Regions from separate parts of the Homo sapiens genome. Here region 1 is linked to region 2. The links are chromatin loops, found by intact Hi-C in ENCODE. Cell type or tissue: ascending aorta. All regions are shown on one strand. Links, peaks and the distances in the headings refer to the core of each region. The heading gives the core; the rest is flanking DNA. Region 1 has its middle 78 kb from the start of SNHG5. Region 2 has its middle 190 kb from the start of SNHG5.

The links. Peaks named below come from ENCODE experiments on the same cell type or tissue, not always from the same donor. Only the 100,000 strongest peaks of a DNase experiment are listed, where the experiment ranks them.
Region 1: a loop joins it to region 2, with 7 times the contacts of the local background. A loop is called at or near these places in 6 of 110 quality-filtered maps.

Annotation. Positions count from the first base shown.
Region 1 is chr6:85,750,864-85,762,408 of GRCh38, forward strand. It overlaps the pseudogene RNU4-72P. Among named protein-coding and RNA genes, the nearest start is that of SNHG5, 78 kb to the left of the region's middle. In ascending aorta, for the core only: a CTCF peak has its summit at 6,336 (motif pointing right); no DNase peak of the experiment used is centred there.
Region 2 is chr6:85,858,806-85,870,350 of GRCh38, forward strand. It overlaps the pseudogene LOC100133102. Among named protein-coding and RNA genes, the nearest start is that of SNHG5, 190 kb to the left of the region's middle. RefSeq lists an enhancer at 3,727-4,227. In ascending aorta, for the core only: a CTCF peak has its summit at 5,890 (motif pointing left); DNase peaks (open chromatin) are centred at 4,998 and 7,723; H3K4me3 peaks cover 2,594 bases; H3K27ac peaks cover 3,421 bases.

The DNA.
Region 1 (11,545 bases), core at 1,505-9,504, 110 kb before region 2:
ATTGGCTTAAGTTTATATAACAAGTCTCACCTTTGACAATTTTGTCTTAACAAGGTTTCCTACTTAGATCTTTGTGCCGGCAAATAATGGTGTTTAAGTTCTGTGCCTTTAAGATGTAAATTTCCTACCTTGTTTCACCTAAGAGTCATCCCTTTGGAAGTAAAAATTTTGGGTTGTTGGGATAGCGATTGCTTAGGGCAATGGAAGATGTAACTAAAAGACTTACAGTCTGAAAGGGGAAGGTAAACTATTTGGAAACTGGGAAAATGAAAAGTTTTAATGAAGGCTATATGATCTGCTTCTGCCTGTATTTTTATATATGTCTGTATGTGTGTGTATGTTGTATTTGTGTGATATTTTTCCACCTCAGATGATATTGCCAAAATTTATAAAGAGTTCTATTCAGCTTAAAGTAAAAAAAGTGCTAATATAAAATATTCTCTCACAAAAATAAAAACTAACTCAAATGGCTTTTAGTTCTTGTGAGCTGAGATAACCTTCAGTAAGTAAAGCTAGTTTTTAAAAATGTTGATAAAATAAAAACAGAAATGTCTTCAAAATTGTCAGCATTTACATTATAAGTGTGCATTTTTAAACCTAGATTTAATATCAAATGAGCTTGTTATCTCCTAGATATATGAGATCATAAAGCTATAAATCCTGTCCTTGGCTAGTTTTAAGGAGCAATTCAAGCATAGTTATTATGAATGAGTCATTAGCTTTGCACAGTGGCAGTAGTGTAGCTAGTGAGGTTTATCCGAGGTGCAGTTATTGCTAATTAAAAACTTTTTGTCACCATTCCAAGATGGCTGAATAGGAACAGCTCTGGTCTACAGCTCCCAGCAAGATCGATGAAGAAGATGGGTGATTTCTGCATTTCCAACTGAGGTACCTGGTTCATCTCATTGGGACTGGTTGGATAGTGGGTGTAGCCCATGGAGGGTGAGCCAAAGCAGGGTGGGGCATCGCCTACCTGGGAAGTGCAAGGGGTCAGGGGATTACCATTTCCTAGCCAAGGGAACCCGTGACAGACTGTACCTGGGAAAACGGGACACTCCTGCACAAATACTGCACTTTTCCTATGGTCTTAGCAACCAGCAGACCAGGAGATTCTTTCCTGTGCCTGGCTCAGTGGGTCCCATGCCCATGGAGGCTTGCTCACTGCTAGTGCAGCAGTCTGAGATCAACTTGTGAGGCTGCAGCCTGGCGGAGGGAGGCATGTCTGCCATTACTGAGGCTTGAGCAGGTAAACAAAGCGGCCAGGAAGCTTGAACTAGATGGAGCCCACCGCAGCTCAGCAAGGCCTACTGCCTCTATAGACTCTACATCCATGGGCAGGGCATACCTGAACAAAAGGCAGCAGAAACTTCTGCAGACTTAAACGCCCCTGTGTGACAGCTCTGAAGAGAGCAGTGGTTCTCCCAGCATGGTGTTTGAGCTTTGGGAACAGACAGACTGCCTCCTCAAGTGGGTCCCTGACCCCATTGTAGCCTAACTGGGAAACACTTCCCAGTAGGGGCCGACAGACACCTCATACAGGTGGGTGCCCCTCTGGGATGAAGCTTCCAGAGGAAGGATCAGGCAGCAATATTTGCTGTTCTGCAGCCTCCGCTGGTGATACCCAGGCAAACAAGGTCTGGAGTGGACTACCAGCAAACTCCAACAGACCTGCAGCTGAGGGACCTGACTGTTAGAAGAAAAACTAACAAACAGAAAGGAATAGTATCAACATCAACAAAAAGGACATCTGCAACAAAACCCCATGTGTAGATCACCAACATCAAAGACCAAAAGTAGATAAAACCACAAATATGGGGAGAAACCAGAGCAGAAAAGCTGAAAATTCTAAAAACCGAGTGCCTCTTCTCCTCCAAAGGATCATAGCTCCTCGCCAGCAGTGGAACAAAGCTGGATGGGGAATGATTTTGATGAGTTGACAGAAGTAGGCTTCAGAAGGTCGGTAATAACACACTTCTCCAAACTAAAGGAGCATGTTCTAACTGTCGCAAGGAAGGTAAAAACCTTGAAAAAAGGTTAGACTAATGGCTAACTAGAATAAACAGTGTAGAGATAACCTTAAATTACCTGATGGAGCTGATAACCATGGCATGAGAACTTCGTGACACATGCACAAGCTTCAATAGCCAATTCAATCAAGTGGAAGAAAGGATATCAGTGATTGCGGGTCAAATTAATGAAAAAAGCGAGAAGACAAGTTTAGAGAAAAAAGAGTAAAAAGAAATGAACAAAGCCCCAAGAAATATGGGACTATGTGAAAAGACCAAACCTATGTTTGATTGGTGTACCTGAAAGTGATGGGAAGAATGGAACCAAGTTGGAAAACATTCTGCAGGATATTATCCAGAACTTCCCCAACCTAGCAACGCAGGCCAACATTCAAATTCAGGAAACACACAGAAGTCCACAAAGATAGTCCTCGAAAACAGCAACTCCAAGACACATAATTGTCAGATTCACCAAGGGTGAAATGAAGGAAAAAATGTTAAGGTCAGTGAGAGAGAAAGGTCGGGTTACCCACAAAGGGAGGCCCAGCAGCCTAACAGCAGATCTCTTGGCAGAAACTCTACAAGCCAGAAGAGAGTGGGGGCCAATATTCAACATTCTTAAAGAAAAGAATTTTCAACCCAGAATTTCATATCCAGCCAAACTAAGCTTCATAAGTGAAGGAGAAATAAAATTCTTTACAGACAAGCAAATGCTGAGAGATTTTGTCACAACCAGGCCTGCCCTAAAAGAGCTCCTGAAGGAAGCACTAAACATGGAAAGGAACAACTGGTACCGGCCACTGCAAAATCATGCCAAATTGTAAAGACCATCGATGCTAGGAAGAAACTGCATCAACTAATGAGCAAAATAACCAGCTAACATCATAATGACAGGATCAAATTCACACGTAACAATATTGACCTTAAATGTAAATGGGCTAAATGCTCCAATTAAAAGACACAGTCTGGCAAATTGGATGAAGGATCAAGACCCATCAGTGTGCTGTATTCAGGAGACCCATCTCATGTGCAGAGACACACATAGGCTCAAAATAAAGGGATGGAGGAAGATCTGTCAAGCAAATGGAAAACCAAAAAAAGGCAGGGGTTGCAATCCTACTCTCGGATAAAACAGACTTTAAACAAACAAAGATCAAAAGAGACAAAGAAGGCCATTACATAATGGTAAAGGGATCAATTCAACAAGAAGAGCTAACTATCCTAAATATATATGCACCTAATACAGGAGCACCCAGATACATAAAGCAAGTCCTTAGAGACCTACAAAGAGAATTAGACTCCCACCCAATAATAATGGGAGACTTTAACACCCCACTGTCAACATGGGACAGATCAATGAGACAGAAAGTTAAAAAGGATATCCAGGAATTGAACTCAGCACCAAGTGGACCTAATAGACATCTATGGAACTCTCCACCCCAAATCAACAGAATATACATTCTTCTCAGCACCACATCGCACTTATTCCAAAATTGACCACATAGTTGGAAGTAAAGCTCTCCTCAGCAAATGTAAAAGATCAGAAATTATAACAAACTGTCTCTCAGACCACAGTGCAATCAAACTAGAACTCAGGATTAAGAAACTCACTCAAAACCACTCGACTACATGGAAACTGAACAACCTGCTCCCGAATGACTACTGGGTACATAACAAAATGAAGGCAGAAATAAACATGTTCTTTGAAACCAACGAGAACAAAGACACAACATACCAGAATCTCTGGGACACATTTATAGCAGTGTGTAGAGGGAAATTTACAGCACTAAATGCCCACAAGAGAAAGCAGGAAAGATCTAAAATTGACACCCTAACATCACAATTAAAAGAACTAGAGAAGCAAGAGCAAACACATTCAAAAGCTAGCAGAAGGCAAGAAATAACTAAGAACAGAGCAGAACTGAAGGAGATAGAGACACAAAAAACCCTTCAAAAAATCAATGAATCCAGGAGCTGGTTTTTTGAAAAGATCAACAAAATTGATAGACTGCTAGCAAGACTAATTAAGAAGAAAAGAGAGAAGAATCAAACAGATGCAATAAAAAATGATAAAGGGGATATCACCACTGATCCCACAGAAATACAAACTACCGTCAGAGAATACTATAAACACCTCTATGCAAATAAACTGCCTCTGTGCATATTTTACGTTTGTCCTAAAGGTTTCTCCATATAGAGTAAACTGCAATCTAACTTGTGTCAACAGACTGTAATCCACTCTTGTAAAAAGTAGCTGAGTCTCAGCCAATCACAGCAGTTGAGTTTCAGTCAATCATAGGCAGCCATCTGTAAAAATGAAGTTGAATTCAGGTGAACACTGAATTCTAACTAATCTAGATGTCACTGTACCTCATTTTCATTTTCTGTATATCACTTACTTTTCTATGGCTGTAAATATAACCTGCACATGTGATGGGGCAGAACAGTTTGAACCATTTTTGTCCAGACTGCTGCCTGATTCTAGAATCACAAATAAAAGCCATAGGATCTATAAAACCATATTTGTTGTAATTTTATCTTTTAACAATTCTTATGAAGTCCAAAGTAGGAAATTTGTTTACTAAAATCTGATAATAGATGTGACTGTTACTGAGGCTCATGTGTAAATTCAAGGGAAAAACAGAAGGAGTACATTGTAGGTGCTCAAAAATTTTAAAATAAATGTATTTCAGAGAAATATTGGCCATTTACAGCAATTTGGGCTTATTATATTCATCATTTTCTGGATAATTAAAAACAATGTAAAAAGTGAAGTAGAAGCCCTCTTATCTGATTCTATATTTGGTCTTGTCACCATGAAAAACTATGCTCAGACTTGCAGATAAGTCATTTGGGTTTACTTAAAGATTAATATACCCAAATTTTCTGCCCTCCTTTTGTGAGAATTCCAGGCAGTTGTCAGAATAAAGCTTTTATACCATATATTGAGGTCAGCAGTGTAAGAGCAGTGTACTTTTAAGGGTCAAAAGTTTACACAAATATTCCCAGATAATGCCAGATGTTATGATTTGATTTTTAACCACAGACAGACTTTGTATTTCAGGTCATATAGACCCAAGTTCATTTTAGAATCAGACCATATATACATTCCACAGAAGTTTTTATCTAAATATACATGTATATAAAAAATGAGCATCTAAAGAAAAAACCCTTTAGTGTTAGTGAATCAAAAAAGTTCATTAAGTGGAGAATCCTTCAAAAGACAATAAGTACCTAAAATGTTTTACTTTAGAATAAAATATATAAATGAATATTTTACCAATCTTTTGATAGAGAGTGAAGCCTTTTTTTTTTTCTTAGATGGAGTTTTGCTCTTGTTGCCCAGGCTGGAGTGCAATGATGTGATCTTGGCTTACTGCAACTTTCACCTCCAGGGTTCAAGCGATTCTCCTGCCTCCACTTTCCAAGCAGCTGTGATTACAGTCATGTGACATCATGCCCGGCTAATTTTGTATTTTTAATAGAGATGGGGTTTCACTATGTTGGTCAGGCTAGTCTCAAACTCCTGACCCCGGGTGATCCACCTGCCTCGGCCTCCCAAATTGCTGGGATTACAGGCGTGAGCCACCTTGACCGGCCGGTGAAGGCTTTTATTAAAAATTATTTTTAAGCAGTTTGCTGATGTGAGGCTTTTAGGTTTAGAATTTTTTGAAGTTTTTATTACTTTATTTTCTATATTTTATAGTTTTCTTGTCTGTGTAGTTTCAAAAGAAAGTCTTTTTCTCCAATTATCTTTTCCTGAAGTCATCCCAAAGAATCCAACTTAGTTTTCTTTAACAACATTTTCTTTCTTTTTCAATGAATAATTCATCTGTATGTTATTTAATTAGACAAATTTAAAACAAGTACAATTGACATAAATAGTTCAGGATCAAACGATTGATGCTTCGAAAACGGGCACTTCATTCAGTGGGAGCTAGGGAGTGGAAGCACATCAGAGCCTACCTGCTTGGTCCCAAGACTTCCTCTTGTTTTGTGAGTCTATGTTTCAAAGCAGGAATGGAGAGCACTTGCTAGACAATTAATTGATGATGAGTTGAAAGAGACTCTATTTTACAAAGTTTTTGTTTGAGTTACCAGTACCGTAAAAGGAACAGCATTTTATTGTGAATTATTCATATTGTCTATTAATACTAACCAAGTTTTCAGGTACTTGTCTTTCCCTCACTAAAATGTACTGACATAAATTGGCCTAGCAATAGAGGGCATTTTGTGTTTGCTAAATGATTTGGTTCAAATTATTTCATATGCAACTGAAAAATATTTACCAATAAATTTAAGTGCCTATTCCATCACAAGAGGGCACTCAAGCTCCATTTTCAAAGCAAGTTTTATTTCAGGCATCAATTCTGGAGGAATTAAAATTGAAATAAAATTTAGACCTACACATTGAATTTCAACTTCAGTAAACTGTTTTTTTAAATTTTATTATTACTATACTTTAAGTTTTAGGGTACATGTGCACAATGTGCAGGTTAGTTACATATGTATACGTGTGCCATGCTGGTGTGCCGCACCCATTAACTCGTCATTTAGCATATCTCCTAATGCTATCCCTCCCCCCTCCCCCCACCCCACAACAGTCCCCAGAGTGTGATATTCCCCTTCCTGTGTCCATGTGTTCTCATTGTTCAATTCCCACCTATGAGTGAGAACACGTGGTGTTTGGTTTTTTGTCCTTGGGATAGTTTATTGAGAATGATGATTTCCAATTTCATCCATGTCCCTACAAAGGACGGGAACTCATCATTTTTTATGTCTGCATAGTATTCCATGGTGTATATGTGCCACATTTTCTTAATCCAGTCTATCATTGTTGGACATTTGGGTTGGTTCCAAGTCTTTGCTATTGTGAATAGTGCCGCAATAAACATACGTGTGCATGTGTCTTTAGAGCAGCATGATTTATAATCCTTTGGGTATTATAATTCATCCCAGTAATGGGATGGCTGGGTCAAATGGTATTTCTAGTTCTAGATCCCTGAGGAATCGCCACACTGACTTCCACAATGGTTGAACTAGTTTACAGTCCCACCAACAGTGTAAAAGTGCTTCTATTTCTCCACATCCTCTCGAGCACCTGTTGTTTCCTGACTTTTTAATGATTGCCATTCTAACTGGTGTGAGATGGTATCTCATTGTGGTTTTGATTTGCATTTCTCTGATGGCCAGTGATGATGAGCATTTTTTCATGTGTCTTTTGGCTGCATAAATGTCTTCTTTTGAGAGGTGTCTGTTCATATGCTTTGCCCACTTTTTGATGGGGTTGTTAGTTTTTTTCTTGTAAATTTGTTTGAGTTCATTGTAGATTCTGGATATTAGCCCTTTGTCAGATGAGGAGGTTGTGAAAATTTTCTCCCATTTTGTAGGGTGCCTGTTCACTCTGATGGTAGTTTCTTTTCCTGTGCAGAAGCTCTTTAGTTTAATGAGATCCCATTTGTCAATTTTGGCTTTTGTTGCCATTGCTTTTGGTGTTTCAGACATGAAGTCCTTGCCCATGCCTATGTCCTGAATGGTAATGCCTAGGTTTTCTTCCAGGGTTTTTATGATTTTAGGTCTAACATGTAAGTCTTTAATCCACCTTGAATTAATTTTTGTATAAGGTGTAAGGAAGGGATCCAGTTTCAGCTTTCTACATGTGGCTAGCCAGTTTTCCCAGCACCATTTATTAAATAGGGAATCCTTTCCACATTGCTTGTTTTTCTCAGGTTTGTCAAAGATCAGATAGTTGTAGATATGTGGCATTATTTCTGAGGGCTCTGTTCTGTTCCATTGATCTATATCTCTGTTTTGGTACCAGTACCATGCTGTTTTGGTTACTGTAGCCTTGTAGTATAGTTTGAAGTCAGGTAGTGTGATGCTTCCAGCTTTGTTCTTTTGGCTTAGGGTTGACTTGGCCATGCAGGCTCTTTTTTGGTTCCATATGAACTTTAAAGTATTTTTTTCCAATTCTGTGAAGAAAGTCATTGGTAGCTTGATGGGGATGGCATTGAATCTATAAATTACCTTGGGCAGTATGGCCATTTTCATGATATTGATTCTTCCTACCCATGAGCATGGAATATTCTTCCATTTCTTTGTGTCCTCTTTTATTTCATTGAGCAGTGGTTGTAGTTCTTCTTGAAGAGGTCCTTCACGTCCCTTGTAAGTTGCATTCCTAGGTATTTTATTTTCTTTGAAGCAATTGTGAATGGGAGTTCACTCATGATTTGGCTCTCTGTCTGTTATTGGTGTATATGAATGCTTGTGATTTTTGTACATTGATTTTGTATCCTGAGACTTTGCTGAAGTTGCTTATCAGCTTAAGGAGATTTTGGGCTGAGACAATGGGGTTTTCTAAATATACAATCATGTCATCTGCAAACAGGGACAATTTGCCTTCCTCTTTTCCTAATTGAATACCCTTTATTTCCTTCTCCTGCCTAATTGCCCTGGCCAGAACTTCCAACACTATGTTGAATAAGAGTGGTGAGAGAGGGCATCCCTGTCTTGTGCCAGTTTTCAAAGGGAATGCTTCCAGTTTTTGCCCATTCAGTATGACATTGGCTGTGGGTTTGTCATAGATAGCTCTTATTATTTTGACATACGTCCCATCAATACCTAATTTATTGAGAGTTTTTAGCATGAAGTGTTGCTGAATTTTGTCAATGGCCTTTTCTGCATCTATTGAGATAATCATGTGGTTTTTGTCTTTGGTTCTGTTTATATGCTGGATTACATTTATTGATTTGCATATATTGAACCAGCCTTGCATCCCAGGGATGAAGCCCACTTGATCATGGTGGGTAAGCTTTTTGATGTGCTGCTGGATTTGGTTTGCCAGTATTTTATTGAGGATTTTTGCATCAATGTTCATCAAGGATATTGGTCTAAAATTCTCTTTTTTGGTTGTGTCTCTGCCAGGCTTTGTTATCAGGATGATGCTGGCCTCATAAAATGAGTTAGGGAGGATTCCCTCTTTTTCTATTGATTGGAATAGTTTCAGAAGGAATGGTACCAGTTCCTCCTTGTACCTCTCGTAGAATTTGGCTGTGAATCCATCTGGTCCTGGACTCTTTTTGGTTGGTAAGCTATTGATTATTGCCACAATTTCAAATCCTGTTATTGGTGTATTCAGAGATTCAACTTCTTCCTGGTTTAGTCTTGGGAGGGTGTATGTGTCGAGGAATTTATCCATTTCTTCTAGATTTTTTAGTTTATTTGTGTAGAGGTGTTTGTAGTATTCTCTGATGGTAGTTTGTATTTCTGTGGGATCGGTGGTGATATCCCCTTTATCATTTTTTATTGCATCTATTTGATTCTTCTCTCTTTTCTTCTTTATTAGTCTTGCTAGCAGTCTATCAATTTTGTTGATCCCTTCAAAAAACCAGCTCGTGGATTCATTAATTTTTTGAAGGGTTTTTTGTGTGTCTATTTCCTTCAGTTCTGCTCTGATTTTAGTTATTTCTTGCCTTCTGCTAGCTTTTGAATGTGTTTGCTCTTGCTTTTCTAGTTCTTTTAATTGTGATGTTAGGGTGTCAATTTTAGATCTTTCCTGCTTTCTCTTGTGGGCATTTAGTGCTGTAAATTTCCCTCTACACACTGCTTTGAATATGTCCCAGAGATTCTGGTATGTTGTGTCTTTGTTCTCATTGGTTTCAAAGAACATCTTTATTTCTGCCCTCATTTTGTTATGTACCCAGGAGTCATTCAGGAGCAGGTTGTTCAGTTTCCATGTAGTTGAGTGGTTTTGAGTTAGTTTCTTAATCCTGAGTTCTAGTTTGATTGCACTGTGGTCTGAGAGACAGTTTGTTATAATTTCTGATCTTTTACATTTGCTGAGGAGAGCTTTACTTCCAATTATGTGGTCAATTTTGTAATAGGTGTGATGTGGTGCTGAAAAGAATGTATATTCTGTTGATTTGGGGTGGAGAGTTCTGCAGATGTCTATTAGGTCCACTTGGTGCAGAGCTGAGTTCAATTCCTGGATATCCTTGTTAACTTTCTGTCTCGTTGATCTGTCTAATGTTGACAGTGAGGTGTTAAAGTCTCCCATTATTATTGTGTGGGAGTCTAAGTCTCTTTGTAGGTCATCAGGACTTGCTTTATGAATCTGGGTGCTCCTGTATTGGGCGCATATATATTTAGGATAGTTAGCTCTTCTTGTTGTATTGATCCCTTTACCATTATGTAATGGCCTTCTTTGTCTCTTTTGATCTTTGTTCGTTTAAAGTCTGTTTTATCAGAGACTAGGATTGCAACCCCTGCCTTTTTTTGGTTCCCATTTGCTTGGTAGATTTTCCTCCATCCTTTTATTTTGAGCCTATGTGTGTCTCTGCATGTGAGATGGGTCTCCTGGATACAGCACACTGATGGGTCTTGACTCTTTATCCAATTTGCCAGTCTGTGTCTTCTAATTGGAGCATTTAGTCCATTTACATTTAAAGTTAATATTGTTATGTGTGAATTTGATCCTGTCATGATGATGTTAGCTGGTTATTTTGCTTGTTAGTTGATGCAGTTTCTTCGTAGTCTCGATGGTGTTTACATTTTGGCATGATTTTGCAGCGGCTGGTAGCAGTTGTTCCTTTCCATGTTTAGTGCTTCCTTCAGGAGCTCTTTTAGGGCAGGCCTGGTGGTGATGAAATCTCTCAGCATTTGCTTGTTTGTAAAGTATTTTATTTCTCCTTCACTTATGAAGCCTAGTTTGGCTGGATATGAAATTCTGGGTTGAAAAATTCTTTTCTTTAATAATGCTGAATATTGGCCCCCACACTCTTCTGGATAGTAGAGTTTCTGCTGAGAGTTCCGCTGTTAGTCTGATGGGCTTCCATTTGTGGGTAACCCGACCTTTCTCTCTGGCTGCCCTTAACATTTTTTCCTTCATTTCTACTTTGGTGAATCTGACAATTATGTTTCTTGGAGTTGCTCTTCTCGAGGAATATCTTTGTGGCGTTCTCTGTATTTGCTGAATTTGAATTTTGGCCTGCCTTGCTAGATTGGGGAAGTTCTCCTGGATAATATCCTGGAGAGTGTTTTCCAATTTGGTTCCATTCTCCCCGTCACTTTCAGATATACCAGTCAGAGCAGATTTGGTCTTTTCACATAGTCCCATATTTCTTGGAGGCTTTGCTCATTTCTTTTTATTTTTTTTCTCTAAACTTCCCTTCTCACTTCATTTCATTCATTTCATCTTCCATCACTGATACCCTTTCTTCCAGTTGATTGCATCGGCTCCTGAGGCTTCTGTATTCTTCACGTAGTTCTCGAGCCTTGGCTTTCAGATCCATCAGCTCCTTTAAGCACCTCTCTGTATTGGTTATTCTAGTTATACATTCGTCTAAATTTGTTTCAAAGTTTTCAACTTCTTTGCCTTTGGTTTGAATTTCCTCCTGTAGCTTGGAGTAGTTTGATCGTCTGAAGCCTTCTTCTCTCAACTCGTCAAAGTCATTCTCTGTCCAGCTTTGTTCCATTGCTGGTGAGGAGCTGTGTTCCATTGGAGGAGGAGAGGCTCTCTGCTTTTTAGAGTTCCCAGTTCT
Region 2 (11,545 bases), core at 1,680-9,679:
AGTTTTTTCCAATTCTGTGAAGAAAGTCATTGGTAGCTTGATGGGGATGGCATTGAATCTGTAAAGTACCTTGGGCAGTATGGCCATTTTCACGATATTGATTCTTCCTACCCATGAGCATGGAATGTTCTTCCATTTGTTTGTCTCCTCTTTTATTTCATTGAGCAGTAGTCTGTAGTTCTCCTTGGAGAGGTCCTTCACATCCCTTGTAAGTTGGATTCCTAGGTATTTTATTTTCTTTGAAGCAATTGTGAATGGAATTTCACTCATGATTTGGCTCTTTGTTTGTCTGTTATTGGTGTATAAGAATGCTTGTGATTTTTGTACATTGATTTTGTATCCTGAGACTTTGCTGAAGTTGCTTAGCAGCTTAAGGAGATTTTGGGCTGAGACAATGGGGTTTTCTAGATATACAATCATGTCATCTGCAAACAGGGACAATTTGACTTCCCCTTTTCCTAATTGAATACCCTTTATTTCCTTCTCCTGCCTAATTGCCCTGGCCAGAACTTCCAACACTATGTTGAATAGGAGTGGTGAGAGAGGGCATCCCTGCCTTGTGCCAGTTTTCAAAGGGAATGCTTCCAGTTTTTGCCCATTCAGTATGACATTGGCTGTGGGTTTGTCATAGATAGCTCTTATTATTTTCAGATATGTTCCATCAATGCTTAGTTTATTGAGAGTCTTTAGCATGAAGGGTTGCTGAATTTTGTCAAAGGCCTTTTCTTCTTCTATTGAGATAATCATGTGGTTTTCATCTTTGGTTCTGTTTATATGCTGGATTACATTTGTTGATTTGCCTATATTGAACCAGCCTTGCATCCCAGGGATGAAGCCCACTTGATCATGGTGGATAAGCTTTTTGATGTGCTGCTAGATTTGGTTTGCCAGTATTTTATTGAGGATTTTTGCATCAATGTTCATCAAGGATATTGGTCTAAAATTCCCTTTTTTGGTTGTGTCTCTGCCAGGCTTTGGTATCAGGATGATGCTGGCCTCATAAAATGAGTTAGGGAGGATTCCCTCTTTTTCTATTCAGTGGAATAGTTTCAGAAGGAATGGTACCAGTTCCTCCTTGTACCTCTCGTAGAATTCGGCTGTGAATCCATCTGGTCCTGGATTCTTTTTGGTTGGTAAGCTATTGATTATTGCCACAATTTCAGATCCCATTATTGGTCTTTTCAGAGATTCAACTTCTTCCTGATTTAGTCTTGGGAGGTTGTATGTGTCGAGGAATTTATCCATTTCTTCTAGATTTTCTAGTTTATTTGAGTAGAGGTCTTTATATTATTCTCTGATGGTAGTTTGTATTTCTGGGGGATTGGTGGTGATATCCCCTTTATCATTTTTTATTGCGTGTATTTGATTCTTCTCTCTTTTCTTCTTTATTTGTCTTGCTAGCAGTCTATCAATTTTGTTGATACTTTCACAAAACCAGCTGCTGGATTCATTAATTTTTTGAAGAGTTTTTTTGTGTTTCTATGTCCTTCAGTTCTGCTCTGATTTTAGTTATTTCTTGCCTTCTGCTAGCTTCGGATTGTGTTTGCTCTTGCTTTTCTAGTTCTTTTAATTGTGATGTTAGGGTGTCAATTTTGGATCTTTCCTGCTTTCTCTTGTGGGCATTTAGTGCTATAAATTTCCCTCTACACACTGCTTTGAATGTGTCCCAGAGATTCTGGTATGTTGTGTCTTTGTTCTCGTTGGTTTCAAAGAACATCTGTATTTTTGCCTTCATTTCGTTATATACCCAGTAGTCATTCAGGTGCAGGTTGTTCAGTTTCCATGTAGTTGAGCGGTTTTGAGTGAGTTTCTTAATCCTGAGTTCTAGTTTGATTGCACTGTGGTCTGAGAGACGGTTTGTTATAATTTCTGATCTTTTACATTTGCTGAGGAGTGCTTTACTTCCAACTATGTGGTCAATTTTGGAATAGGTGTGATGTGGTGCTGAAAAAAATGTATATTCTGTTGATTTGGGGTGGAGAGTTCTGTTGATGTCTATTAGGTCTGCTTGGTGCAGAGCTGCATTGAATTCCTGGGTATCCTTGTTAACTTTCTGTCTCGTTGTTCTGTCTAATGCTGACAGTGGGGTGTTAAAGTCTCCCAATATTATTGTGTGGGAGTCTAAGTCTCTTTGTAGGTCACTCAGGACTTGCTTTATGAATCTGGGTGCTCCTGTATTGGCTGCATATATATTTAGGATAGTTAGCTCTTCTTGTTGAATTGATCCCTTTACCATTATGTAATGGCCTTCTTTGTCTCTTTTGATCTTTGTTGGTTTAAAGTCTGTTTTATCCGAGAGTAGGATTGCAACCCCTGCCTTTTTTTGTTTTCGATTTGCTTGGTAGATCTGCCTCCATACTTTTATTTTGAGCCTATGTGTGTCTCTGCATGTGAGATGGGTTTCCTGAATACAGCACACTGATGGGTCTTGATTCTTTATCCAATTTGCCATTCTGTGTCTTTTAATTGGAGCCTTTAGTCCATTTACATTTAAAGTTAATATTGTTATGTATGAATTTGATCCTGTCATTATGATGTTAGCTGGTTATTTTGCTCAATAATTGATGCAGTTTCTTCCTAGCCTCGCTGGTCTTTACAATTTGCTATGATTTTCCAGTGGCTGGTGCTGGTTGTTCCTTTCCATGTTTAGTGCTTCCTTCAGGAGCTCTTTTAGGGCAGGCCTGGTTGTGACAAAATCTCTCAGCATTTGCTTGTCTGTAAAGTATTTTATTTCTCTTTCACTTATGAAGCTGAGTTTGGCTGGATATGACATTCTGGGTTGAAAATTCTTTTGATTAAGAATGTTGAATATTGGCCCCCACTCTCTTCTGGTTTGTAGAGTTTCTGCCGAGAGATCCGCTCTTAGTCTGATGGATTTCCCTTTGTGGGTAACCCGACCTTTCTCTCTGGCTGCCCTTAATATTTTTTCCTTCATTTCAACTTTGGTGAATCTGACAATTATGTGTCTTGGTGTTGCTCTTTTCGAGGAGTATCTTTGTGGCGTTCTCCGTATTTCCTGAATCTAAACGTTGGCCTGCCTTGCTAGATTGGGGAAGTTCTCCTGGATAATATCCTGCAGAGTGTTTTCCAACTTGGTTCCATTCTCCCTGTCACTTTCAGGTACACCAGTCAGACGTAGATTTGGTCTTTTCACGTAGTCCCCTATTTCTTGGAGGCTTTGTTCATTTTTTTAATTCTTTTTTCTCTAAACTTCCCTTCTCACTTCATTTCATCTTCCATCACTGATATGCTTTCTTCCAGTTGATCGCATTGGCTCCTGAGGCTTCAGCATTCTTCACGTAGTTCTCGAGCCTTGGCTTTCAGCTCCATCAGCTCCTTTAAGTCCTTCTCTGTATTGGTTATTGTAGTTATAAGTTCTTCTAAATTTTTTCAATGTTTTCAACTTCTTTGCCTTTGGTTTGAATTTCCTCTTGTAGCTGAGAGTAGTTTGATTGTCTGAAGCCTTCTTCTCTCAACTCGTCAAAGTCATTCTCCATCCAGCTTTGTTCCGTTGCTGGTGAGGAGCTTCGTTCCTTTGGAGGAGGAGAGGCACTCTGCTTTTTAGAGTTTCCAGTTTTTCTGCTCTGTTTTTTCCCCATCTTTGTGGTTTTGTCTAGTTTTGGTCTTTGATGATGGTGATGTGCAGATGGGTTTTTAGTGTGGATGTCCTTTCTGTTTCTTATTTTTCCTTCTAACAGACAGGACCCCCAGCTGCAGGTCTGTTGGCGTTTTCTAGAGGTCCACTCTAGACCCTGTTTGCCTGGGTACCAGCAGAGGTGGCTGCAGAACAGCAGATTTTCGTGAACCGAGAATGCTGCTGTTTGATTGTTCCTCTGGAAATTTTGTCTCGGAGGAGTACCCGGCCGTGTGAGGTGTCAGTCTGCCCCTACTGGGGGGTGCCTCCCATTTAGGCTGCTCGGGGGTCAGGGGTCAGGGACCCACTTAAGGAGGCAGTCTGCCCATTCTCAGATCTCCAGCTGCGTGCTGGGAAAACCACTGCTCTGTTCAAAGCTGTCAGACAGGGACATTTAAGTCTGCGGCGGTTACTGCTGTCTTTTTGTTTGTGCCCTGCCCCCAGAGGTGCAGCCTACAGATGCAGGCAGGCCTCCTTGAGCTGTGGTGGGCTCCACCCAGTTCGAGCTTCCCAGCTGCTTTGTTTACCTAAGCAAGCCTGGGCAATGGCGGGCACCTCTCCCCCGGCCTCACTGCCACCTTGCAGTTTGATCTCAGACTGCTGTGCTAGCAATCAGCGAGACTCTGTGGGCATAGGACCCTCTAAGCCAGTTGCGGGATATAATCTCCTGGTGCGCCGTTTTATAAGCCCATCGGAAAAGGGCAGTATTGGGGTGGGAGTGACCTGATTTTCCAGGTGCTGTCTGTCACCCCTTTCTTTGACTAGGAAAGGGAACTCCCTGACCCCTTGCACTTCCCGAGTGAGGCAATGCCTCGCCCTCCTTCAGCTCGCACGTGCTGCACTGCACCCACTGTCCTGCGCCCACTGTCTGGCACTCCCTAGTGAGATGAACCCAGTACTTCAGATGGAAATGCAGAACTCACCCGTTTTCTGCATCGCTCATGCTGGGAGCTGTAGACTGGAGCTGTTCCTATTCGACCATCTTGGCTCCATCCCCCTGATTCTGTTGGGGACACCCTTCTGTAGGTGTTTCTTCTAGCATGGTTAAGTGGGGTGACAATGACAAAACAATGTACACTATATTCATATCCAGCAAGGACAAAAGAGGTCCTTACCTGGGATAAAGGTTGAGCATAGTGACAGAACATTAGTAAAACAGTTAGTATACGGGAATACCACTAGTCCTAAGAAGATTTCTAACTACATTACTTGCTTGATGAGTCCTTAAGCTTCGGCTGTGCATAGACTAGTCAGCTTCTGGTGTGTGTCTACAACAGAGCTTGTTGTTTCCTTAAGTTTCAGCTGTGTATAGACTGGTCAGCCTCCGGAGTGACCAGAGCAGGGCTTTCACCCTCAGCAGCAGCTTGGTCTCATCTCAGGATCAGCCAGGTTGGGTGATCTGGGTCCTGCTAGCTGGTTCACTTGTCCTGAGCTGCTGGTTTTAGCTGACTGTGGTGGATCCAAGACACAACACCTGCAACTTTAACAGCAGTGGGAGTGGGGAGTGGACAAGGTTAAAATATAGGGCCCATCCTATGTGGATTGTAGAGAAATTAGATTCTACTTTTTAACCTGAACAGAGTCACCAGATTTAAAGGGATGTGAGGCTTACACGCATTTTCATGTACCTAATTATGAACACTTTGTATGGTTATTCCTAAAGCCTGCATTTGCTTTCTTAAGGCTAATTTCCCTAGTTCCTGGGGGTCACCTTTAATTTGAGCTATGATTTGGGGGTGGCTGACCAAACAAAATCTTATAGAGCAAATACCCAGTTTATTTGGTGGGGGTGCACCTGACTCGGAGGAGGACCATAGGCAAAAACCTGATGCTATCTCTAATGAATTTCCTGGCAATATTTCTTCAGTAGCTGCTTGAGTGTCCAGTTCATACGTTCTACCTTTTCCTGAACTTTGCAGCTGATACGCTGTATGTAACTTTCATTTTATTTTTAACAGTCTTGTTAAATTTTGCACTATTTCAGCTACAAATGCTGGCCCATTGTCTGAATATAAAGTTAGAGGCAGTCCAAACCTGGGGATAATGTTTTTTAACCGTACTTTAGTCACTTCTTGTACTTTTTCTGTCCTGGTGGGGAAAGCTTCAACCTGCCCTGAAAAGGTGCAATCAAGCACTAGCATGTACCAGTAGCTGGCACGGGGCAGTTCTGTAAAGTCTATAAGCAAGTTTTCACAAGGCATGGCTCCTCCTCCTGTTCAGTTTCCCAGAGGAGGGGTTCTTTTTCTCCTCTTTTGTAACTCCATCTAGTGGCTTAGCCATCAGTGAGAAACTGGAATCCAGATATAGCAGAATCCTGCTGCTTTTAACTTCTAATGTGACTGTGGGCTCCTGAAAGCCTAATGAGAAGGTGCTCGGTCTGTCCAAGTCCTTACATCCTTCAGCTTCTGCCAGCCTGATCAGATCAGTATTTGGTTTCTCCAAGGTGTGGCAGCCCTTGGCCAATGGCCTCTTTGTCTCGTGGCCTTGGCCATTTCCCTCATTGCCTTCTGAACATTCATCCTTCCAGTGTCCTTTCTTTTTTCATCTCACACATTAATCTCTTTCTAGCCTTGTCCTGCTCTTGAATCCTTGCCTAACTTGACTTCTTCCACCTCTATGTCTGTGTCCACTGTGTTCTTTCACATTGCTAATCTCTCTTTCTATAATAGCTGTTGCCAACAATTGACCTTTTTCTTAAGCCTTCAATTTACTTTCCTTTTTCCTTCCTGAGTTCTCCTGCTCCTGCAGCCAGCCAGTGGGGCTGGGCATTGGCACGGGCCCTGCCCCTGCACACTGCCATCTGTCTCTCCTGTTTCTTTCTGATTTCCCTTTTACTTTCTTCTTTCCTTTCTCACACTTACTCTTACTTTCTCCTTTCCTTCTTCCTTGCTCTTCTCCTGGCGTCGGTTCCCAGGCCCCTCTTTTTCCAGATAAAGCTGGGCTGGGGAGAGGGACTTAACCCTTGGCATGCCTAGCTGCTGTGCTTGTTGCTTTTGCTCTTTCCCATTTTGTTCCCTGGTCACAGTTAACATACACCTTTGTGGCCACTTTTATAGACTGGGTGGTATTCATGCCTGCAACTTCTGCTTGATGTCACCCTGGGCTTGCCCTACAAATGAAGTATTTACCATATGCTGATGTTCAGCAGAGTTAAATGGGGTGTAAAGCCAGAATGCTTCACAGAATACCTCATAAAACTGACTTAGGCTCTCGTCAGCTCCCTGAAGCACTTCTGAAATCTTCCTTATATTAATTGCTTTCCTTCTACCAACTCTTAGCCCCTGCAGAAGTGCCTCTAGCTAACTCTGCAAATGCTGGAGCTGAGTTGCATCCTCTGGGTCCCAGGTGGGATCCTGGTCATCATAACAGATAAGTCCTTGCATCTTCCTGAGAGGCATTTGCATAGCTTGAGCACAGCCAGATCTGAGACGGCCCACTTGACTCTCTTGACTTCTTTCCGTGGCCTCTCGGGGCTCTGATCCTCCCTTTCGAGGTGAGATCTGGGGGGTGTTAGCTCCTGAATCTGTTTCCTGGGGGGCTGTTGGTCTTGGTAAAAGGGGGGTAGGCTGGGACGTATGGAGAAAGAATTTCTGTTACCTCTGGAGGCTCCTGTAAAACTGGCTTCTCTTGCTCTCTCTAGGATTCTCCCTTTAACTCTGTGTCTGCTGGCAAAGCTGCTCTTACTTTCACTTTTGGCTTTTTTGCTATAAGCCATTAAACAGGGCTGGATCTATGCCAGTTTTGTCTGTATTGTATTTAACCATGAGTCAACATAAAGGAATTTATCTGGGTACACTGGCTGTCCTCTGACCCCTGCCACCACCTTAAATACATGGCCAATTGTTCCTTGTCTATAGTTCCTTCGGTCGGCCATCCAACACCAAAAGTGGGCCATTCTAATTCACAGAGAGTTCTCAACCTCTTAGGGGTTAACTTAACTGTATAATCCCCTGCAAAACCTTTCTTAAGGTTCCGTAACATGCACTCTAGTAGAGTAAGTTTTGATGTTTTGATGACTTTCCTCCCATTCCTCCTTTTACGACACAGCACATTCACTCTTGCACACTCACCCTCTCGTTTTGGCCGGTTACACCGTCTCCTATTATGGGATTTTTCAGATGCTGCTTGACTTTGGAGAGGTTCTTATTCCTACTACAACTCTGACCTGTAGGGCAGCTCCTATTAGCTGTATGCAGATTTCCACTAGTCTTAGTCAGCCCCACACTTTCTTGGAGCACACAGTCCACATTAAGATCTGTGACTCCCCACTTTGCAGCTGATGAGCCTAATTAGGTCCCTGCATTCACACACTTTCACACACTTTTAGTTCTCATGTTTGCAATCGGGGTGGTGAGCCACTCTTGCCCCCTCTAGTTTTGCAGTTGGGGTGGCAAGCCACTCTTGCCACCTCCAGTTCCCAGTTGGGGTGGAGAGCCACTCTTGCCACCTCTAGTTCCCAGTTGGGGTGGCACGCCACTCTCACCACCTCCAGATTACTAGCTGACTTAGTGAGCCACTCTCGTGTCCTGTGTCGGTGGGGTGTGAGTTTCATCTGAATTGGTGAGTCACTCTCATCACCCCCAGCCCCTGTGGGTCAAACTATTCAGCACACCCCAGGAGGTGATCAGGCTCCCCTTCTGTCCAAGGGATGGGTCCTGCCTTAGGCCTCCAAAACCTTACCGCAGTTCCTGAAGCACGCTGTTTTTGAATTCATCCTGTAGTCTCTCTTTAGGTTCCATGGTGCTGCTGGGTAGGGGCACTGGGTCAGGGGAGAGCTGATCTCCCTTCTGGGCTGAAGTCCTCCCGGTGGTGCCTGGGGTCACAGGTTTCCTGAGGCCCGTGCTCCAACCCCAGAGGCAAAGGAGACAGTAAGCCTGCTGTCTCCATTCACTTCGTGGTCACCAAAAATGTTGTAAACTGAGGAATGGTGAGACCAATACCGAGTACAGGAGGATTTGTTTATTTTAGGCACACACTGGCTCAGAGGATTCACGTCCAAAAGCTGATCCCTGAACAAAGACAGAGTGGGGTTTTTATAAGCAGCCTTACAGAAGCAAAATAAAAGCAGTAGCAAAATAAAAGCAGTTAATCATACAGTAATAGGTCACATAATCTATAGCATAACATTAACTTGTGACCTAGCCTGTGGCCTTGTAGCTGCATTAAAAGAAAAACAAGAGCTGGCTAAATACAGATATTTGTAAAACCTAATCATGCTATTCATGCTTAAGAAGCCTGGAAAAAGAGTACCATAAAAGAACCTTTCTCTTTATTTTCTTTCAGCCTTGCTCTGGAAGGGAGGGGGTGTGTCTGCAGCCTATTTTTTTGGCCTTGGCTATTCCAACAGAGTTATCATCTAACTGTCCTTGAAATGAGCTGCTAGGTGAAGGAAAACTTGTTCTTTTTTTTTAACCTTTGCCTTGCCACATTCTGGGCCTTAGCTTTTACTTTTCTTGGAGTGAATAAATGCAGTACTTATTATTATTATTATTTTAAATTTCTGCCTCATGGCAACTACTATTTTTTCTGTATCTATGAATTTGACTACTCTAGACACCTCCTATAAGGGGAATCATAAAGTATTTGTCTCTTTGTATCTGGCTTATTTCACATAGCATAATGTCCTCAAGGTGCATCCAAGTTGTAGCATGTATTAGCATTTACCTCCTTGAGGCTGAATAATATTCAATTGTATGCATGTACCACATTTTGCTTATCCATTTAGTACTCAATAAACACTTGGGTCATTTCTATGTTTTAGCTATTTAGAATAATGCTGCTATTAACATGGGGGTACAAATATCTCTCAAAGTCCCTGCTTTCATTTTTTTGAGTATATAGCCAGAAATGGATTCACTGGATTACATGGTAACTCTGTTTTTGATTTTTCAAAGTTATTGCCATGCTGTTTTCCACAGTGGCTGTACTATTTTACTTTCTGAGCAGCAGCGCACAAGGGTTTCAACTTTTCCACTTCCTTACTAATATTTGTTATTTTCTTTTTCTTTTTAATATTAACAACCCTAATGGAAGTGAAGTGTTATCTTGCAGTTTTGACTTGCATTTCCCTAATGATTAATGACGTTGAATATCTTTGCTATTTGTGTGTCTCCTTTGGAGAAATGTCCATGCAAATCCTTTGTCTATTTTTGAATAAGGTTATTTGTTTTCTTTTATTGCTGTTGAGTTTTAGGAGTTCTCTATATATTCTGGATATTAATCTCATATTAGATACACGAGTTGCAAATATTTCCTCTCATTGTGTACATTGCCCTTTTACTTTGTTAATATAGTCTTTTGATTTAAAGACATTTAAAATTATTCTTGGGCAGTTTCCCTCAGCTTTGTCTGACGGAAGCTGCTGGGCTTCTGCTTCCAGCTGGTGGAGGGTGAGGCATTGCCAATAGTGGCCAGGCATCCAGTGCTGGTAGCCTGCATCTGTGCCCCACCCGCAGCACCCTGAGCCCACTATTTCTGCCGTAGGCAGCCCAACCAGCGGCCGAGATGTAGGCCATCAAGTATGTGGTGGTGGGAGATGGAGCTGTAGGGAAAACTTACCAACTCATCAGTGATCAGCTATACAACCTGGAGAATATATCCCTATTGTCTTTGACAATCACTATGCCAGTGTTATGTTAAATGGGAAACCGGTGAATCTGGGTGTATGAGATACAAGTGGACAAGAAGATTACACAGGTGGACAGATTATGACCCCCACCCCCGTTCCTATCCACAAACAGATGAATTCTTAATTTGCTTTTCCCTTGTGAGTCCTGCGTCATTAGAAAATGTCCATGCCAAGTGGTGTCCTGAAGTGCAGCACCATTGTCACAACACTCCCATCATCCTTGTGGGAACTAAACTTGATCTTAGTGAGAGAAATACAAGACTGAAACACTGAAGAAGAAGAAGCAGACTTCCATCACCTAACGGCAGGGTTTAGGTACTGTAAAATACCTGGAGTGTTCAACCAGGCCTCAAAATAGTGTTTGACGAAGCTATGCAAGCCGTTTTCTCCTGACCTCCCTTGAAGTAGAGGAAGAGAAAATGCCTGCTCTTGTCGATATCCGAGCCCCTTGTTCTTGGTCCTGTCACTGGAACTTTTGTTAAAAAACAGCAAAACAAAACAAAATAAAAAACAAAACAAAACAACAACTAAAAACCCCAAAGCACAAAAAAACCTGTGGAGCCTTTGCACCCAGTACCGAGTTTTTGTTACAAATCATTTTTTCCATAAAAGCATTTTGAATCAATCAATAATTTTAAGGGTTTTCTTGTTGTAAATGTGGAGTTTAGATTCACATTCTATTAAAATGTAGTCCTAAAATTGAAAAAAAAGTTCAAGAGTTTTGCCTATTTTTTCTTTAGTTTCCTGTGCTTTTGGTGTCATATCCAAGAAATTGTTGCCAAATCCAATGCCATGAAGCTTTTGTCTTATGGTTTTTTCTAAGAGTTTATAGTTTTAGGTGTTACATTTCAGTCTTTGATCAATTTTGAGTTATTTTTTGTATATGATATTAGGTAAAAGTGCAACCTCATTCTTTTGCAAGTGGATATCCAGTTTTCTAAGCAGCGTTTGTTGAAAAGAATGTCTTTTCTCTCTTGAATGGTCTTGGCACCCTTGTGAAAATCATTAGACCTTAAATGTGAGAGTTTATTTCTGGGTATCCTCTTCTATTTGATTGGTCTACATATCTATCTTTATGCCAATATTACATTGTTTCTTTTTTCTTTTTCTTTTCTTTTTTTACTGACCCATTGGTAGACATACACTTTTAATTACCGTAGCTTTGTAGTAAGTTTTGAACTCAGGTAAATCCTCTGGGTTTGTTCTTCTACATGATTGTTTAGGCTATTCACAGCCCCTTGAAATTATTCATAAATTTTAGAATGGATTTTTCTATTTCTGCC